Regions from separate parts of the Mus musculus genome. Here region 2 is linked to region 1. Evidence: chromatin loops called from intact Hi-C (ENCODE). Cell type or tissue: left cerebral cortex. All regions are shown on one strand.

Region 1 (2,500 bases):
CTGGCATAAACGAGGAGGGGGCTTTATTGGTTCACATTATGGGAATTCCATCTGTAGAGGGGCTCTGTGAAAGAACTCAACGGCTGTGATGTCATAAAGATTCAAGGTCCCTGTGTGTGGTGTTTGTGTTTGATGCTGTTTGTCCCTCTCCTGTTAACTATGATCTCAGAGAACCCATGTGGTCAAAACAACACCCAAGAAGAATGAGCTTGTGTGAGTGTATGTGTGTGTGTGTGTGTGCACTCACGTATACCTATACCTATGCACACATGCATGAGCATGCATGTGTGTTTGTTGAAAGATCCTCCACGATACTCCACTGCCATGGCTGATCCTGGAGATTTTCCGTCCCGAAGTCTCTAGGTAGATGGGACTTTCCTGATGGGTACAGATGGATTAGAATCCGCAGAGGAGGGTGTGACCTGAAAAGTCATTACAAAAATTCAGAGCCAGTATACAAAGTGTCAAGTCAGGGCAGGCAGCCACACATATGAACTGATTGTACTTCTTTACAGCTCTTATAATCTTGTTTACAAGCCTTAGAAAGCTTTAAAAAAAACTGTCAGGGCATGTTGGAAGAAACATTTAGCTAACAGCAATTATATGAGAGTCTTTTCCTTTAGTCATATCAATACCAGTCCTTTTGACAGTGGTCAAGCGATAATTCCAAGTTTATTTTAGAAAATCCTGTAGTAATTGAACACAAAGTACATGAAGAATAATTGTATTTCAGAAACACTACTGCCTTGATTTCTTATTTCTACCCCCAGCATACCTAATACATACATTGACTTACGGTCTCACTCTATAGCTCATACAATCCTCCTGCCTCAGCCTCCTACATGCTACAATTGCAAGCACGTACCATCCATTCTGGCTTACCGTTAGCCACTGATACTTTGGTCTGAGTTAGCCAACTGGTTTACATGTCTGCCAGCAAGCAGGAAAAGAACAGAATTCAAACACTCTGAGAACAGAATGGGGTGCCACAGCCGGGGAAGGAGACAGACACTATGAGCAGCTCAGAGAGCCAGGCAGCACTGGGGATTCAACTGAGCGCTAGGTAGATCATTTCCTGAGCCAAGCCCTCCTAAGTGCAGGAAGGTCTTCAGTGAGACACTCTAGGCCCGAACCTGAGTACCTATTTAATATCAACATTATGGCCTCGAGCCACAGGTTGAAGATAACAGAAATGAATATGACCAGGCTCCTGCCCTTTGGCGCTCATGGTCTAATGGGAAAGACAACTCATAAAAAAGCAATTTTGAACGGAACAACAGAGGTGGCATAGTACCTGCTGCATCAGGTTCCCGGAGGGGGCTGGTGATTAATTCAGTTTGGAAAATCAGAGACAACTCTATAAAGGAAAAAAAATCAGAGTGAAAATCAAAGGGTATGTTGGAGTTCATCAAGTAGACAGCAAAGGAAAAGACTTCCCCAGAAATGGAGAGGTTTAACACAGTGTGGCCTCCGTGGGGAGCCACAGGACAGCCAATAAGAACTCACATGGCCCTGAAGGGGGAAGGCTGGAGAAAGGAAGACAAAACCAACAAGCTCCCCTGTCTTACTAGGGAGTGAAGCTTGTCATATGAGGTCACTGTTTCCAGGACCTTCAGAAGCCTATGTCACCTCTAATGGCCCTCCTCTTCCACCCACCTGGTGCTTTCTCAAACACTCTCCAGAGACACTCTAGTCTCCTGTGGAAGATTCTTCAACACTGAAGACTATTCACCTACTCAGCTTCTGCCTCATACAGTACACACACACACACACACACACACACACACACACACACACACACGGTGTGACAGAGAACCTGGGGCCTTGCAAGAGGCAACATGAAGAAAAGTTCAAGCATCTACAGGTGCTGGTTTCAGTCTACCTCAGAGACTAGACCTCCGCAGCCCTGTGCCTCTCTCAGAAGCCTGGAGCTACACAAGGCCATTTCCAGACCCATACCCAGTATTCACAGTGAGTATTGGCCAGGTCAGGCCTTCAGGAAAGGGGGAATCCAGTCTTTCACAGGGGACAATTCATTTCAGATGCTAGGTAAACCCAGAACCCTGTGAAGGCCACACTTTCAAGTCCATCCCAAAATTAGACTTGTGTCCTCCCTGAGACCATAGTCTGAGTAAGCACAAGAGGCAGGTTTCTATAGTACGTAGGTATGTACATTCCCAAGTCTGTACAATGGAAGTCCATTTCTGTCATTTTTACTGGTTCATTCCTCAGGTTCCAATATGTAAATGCCCTATAGAAAACAAAGACATGTATACCCAAAACCTTGTACACACACTGAATCTTTGTAGTCAGGATGGAGTTTCCAATGCCTTAAATGTCATGACAAATCCCTTTTCTCCATCAGAGAGCCCTTTCATAGTCAAAAGCCAACCCCTAGTTTGTAGTTTGTCAAGCTACTTAAGGTGGAGTGTTCTTCTTCTGTGAAAGAAACAATAGACCAAAAAGCCATACCAAATCCAAGGTCTATTTTGTTTGCAAA
Region 2 (2,500 bases), 460 kb after region 1:
TCTGAATGGTATCTGGAACCATCCGTGGGCATTTCTTCTAAGACATCCTCCAAATTCCTCATAAATTAGCAGTAATGGGGTTACTTTTGGTTCCTCTCAGGGACTCTATCAGACCCAAATGTCCCCTGGATGCATGATGGGATCCAAGATCTCTTTGGGTCGGATCAGGTCTCCTAGTGCCTGCAGGCCCCAGACCCTAGTGCTTGGAGCATTCATTATATTTTTACAGTTTGCCCAGTATCTTCAGAGACCCGCGAGGGCAGAGAGAGGGTACTCCTGGCAGGAGGGGGGAAGCCTGTGGCTTGGAGGAGACCATCCCAGGAGCCACAAGTTCTCATTAGTGGGGTTCAGCTTCCAGAGTCCTCCATGTGGGCTGCACAGAACATGGGCACTTTTATCCCAGATCTCTTTCAAGATTGCCCCCTTACAACATACACACACACACAAACACACACACACAAACATTCATTCTCTCTCCCTCCCTCTCTCCCTCCCTCCCTCCCTTCCTCCCTCCCTCCCTCCCCCTTTAAGATCACCCCAGGTTTCAGGGTCCACTTTAAGAGTCACTGCTGGCAGCTTCCCTCACAGGCTAGCTAGAGTGCAGGCCTCCCCATGGGGGGAAGCTAGCTGCTTGCTCTTCTCCCTCTCTCCTTCTGCCCTGCCCAGCTGCACTGCAGCCAGTGCTGTGGCTTGCCGTATTTAAAATGACCTCTCCAAAGGAGGACTGACTCAGATGATGGGAGTTCAAACCAGAGTTAAAATCCCCGGCAGTGAGTTGTGCTCATTCCCTGTTTTAGGAGGAATTCTAGGGGTCTTGATCCCCAAGACCCAACTGGTGGAAAGAGAGGACAAACTTCTACACATTGTCCTCAGCCCCCACACACAACTAAATGTACAGGAAATAAAACTACATCTTTAAAATTTTTGTTTAAATACAGGGTGGTCAGTCAGTCACATGGCTGTTTGGTTTGAAATAGCATGTCATGTATCCCAGGCTGGCCTTGAACTTGCTAGGGTGACCTTGGACTCCTGACCCTCCTGTGTTTTCACAGATGCTGGGATTTCAGGTGTGTACCCTCATGCAGTGCTAGAATATACGTGCTTGACAGGCTCTGAACCAGCTCGGCCCAGCCCTGAAATGTGGTTGGTAAGAGTGTTTGGTCACATGCAAAGCAGCAGACATTGGCCTCGGCCCTGCACATACATGTTCACAAGTAGGGACCTGAGGGTGGGGGTAGAGCAGAGACGCAGACTTTGCTTTGACTGACAACTCTGTTGGTACATTCTTGATTTGTAGTCACTGCGTGACAATTTTGGAATAGCCAAACACACTGAGAAACATGCACCAATGGCAGAAAGAAGGTGAGGGAGGAATACAGATGGCGAGGCCCCAAGTGAGCTTGTTAACCAGATTGGCAATGGCTGTTTATCCCTCCTTCTGGCTGCAGAGATGCCTCATTGGGCTGGAATAGCCTCTTTTTCTACTTTACTCCATCAAAGCCTCCAGGATGCCGAAATCATGCCATCCCATTCAGTAGCTCTTTACTGAGCACCAATTAGCTACAGAATGTGCGGTAGTGGTAAGCCACTAACTCCTGTGCAGCCTAGAGAACTCAGCCCAGAAATCCATGTCTTCTGGGAGTCTTCTCTGATTGCAGCTGCCACCACCCTGCCCTCTCCCTGTATAGGCAGACTTGTCTGGCCTCCAGGTATCTTTCACCATGAGCTTAGGTGTCTGGTTTGCCGAAGTGCCAGCCTTCACTACTGACCATGCGCTAAACCTCTAAGGCCAGGCAGGTACAGCCCTTCGTGTTCCTGTTCCTGATGCCCTGAATGAAGCTGTAATGGCCATTTGTAAAGTTGTCAGTGGACACACACACTTTCCCATCTCTTTAGCAAGGGTCTGTGGAATGAATGAATGAATTCCTAAATGAATAAGTGAAGGAGTGGTCAGCATGAGACCGCGAGGGAGCTTGCATTGCTGGTAGCCTAGACTGTGGTGAACGAAAGTGAAGATGTCCCGGTAACCTCCTGATGACCCACTGGCCCCAGTGCCTGTGGGTGAGGGGAGGCCGATGCCCAGCCCTGCCATTCCCATTGAGCCCTTGAAGGTGCTCAGCCGTTAGGTGCTGTCATAGGTGGGCTGTGGATGTGATCCAGTGGCTCAGCTCCGCTGCAACACACAGCGCCATTACCAGTCCCCTCCCCTCTACCTCTCAGAACTACACAGGAATGAAGGGCAGGTGGCACTGTCCCCATTTCCTATATAGGTCAGGTGGAGGGAGCTTTGAAGCCCCCTGCTGGGGACCAGCCCTACCCCCCTATGCTTTCTGTGACAACTTGGGCTCCCTCTGATCAGTTGTTACCTTCAAGCTGTCTAGATGATTCTGTAAGCTTTAAGACTTTGATGCTGTTTTTATTATTCCTGAACCTTTTGGCCCCTAGAACAGATAGCTACCTGCGAGGATGCCAGGCCATCTTGATGGCAGGGACAGGGTAC

Evidence for each region. Hi-C counts contacts between places; a loop is a spot of excess contacts. Peaks named below come from ENCODE experiments on the same cell type or tissue, not always from the same donor. Only the 100,000 strongest peaks of a DNase experiment are listed, where the experiment ranks them.
Region 2: a loop joins it to region 1, with 5 times the contacts of the local background. A loop is called at or near these places in 23 of 42 quality-filtered maps.

Annotation. Positions count from the first base shown.
Region 1 is chr1:127,016,392-127,018,891 of GRCm38, forward strand. It overlaps Gm41945 (a long non-coding RNA gene), which reads right to left. Exons shown (of 5, transcript XR_878500.2): 4 at 1,295-1,357; 5 at 1-422. Among named protein-coding and RNA genes, the nearest start is that of Gm41945, 6.8 kb to the right of the region's middle. In left cerebral cortex, a CTCF peak has its summit at 1,467; a DNase peak (open chromatin) is centred at 1,490.
Region 2 is chr1:127,474,547-127,477,046 of GRCm38, forward strand. All of the region lies in intron 16 of Mgat5 (mannoside acetylglucosaminyltransferase 5), which reads left to right. The region is part of intron 1 of Gm41947 (a long non-coding RNA gene); the gene reads right to left. Among named protein-coding and RNA genes, the nearest start is that of Gm41947, 3.7 kb to the right of the region's middle. In left cerebral cortex, no CTCF peak of the experiment used is centred here; a DNase peak (open chromatin) is centred at 1,387.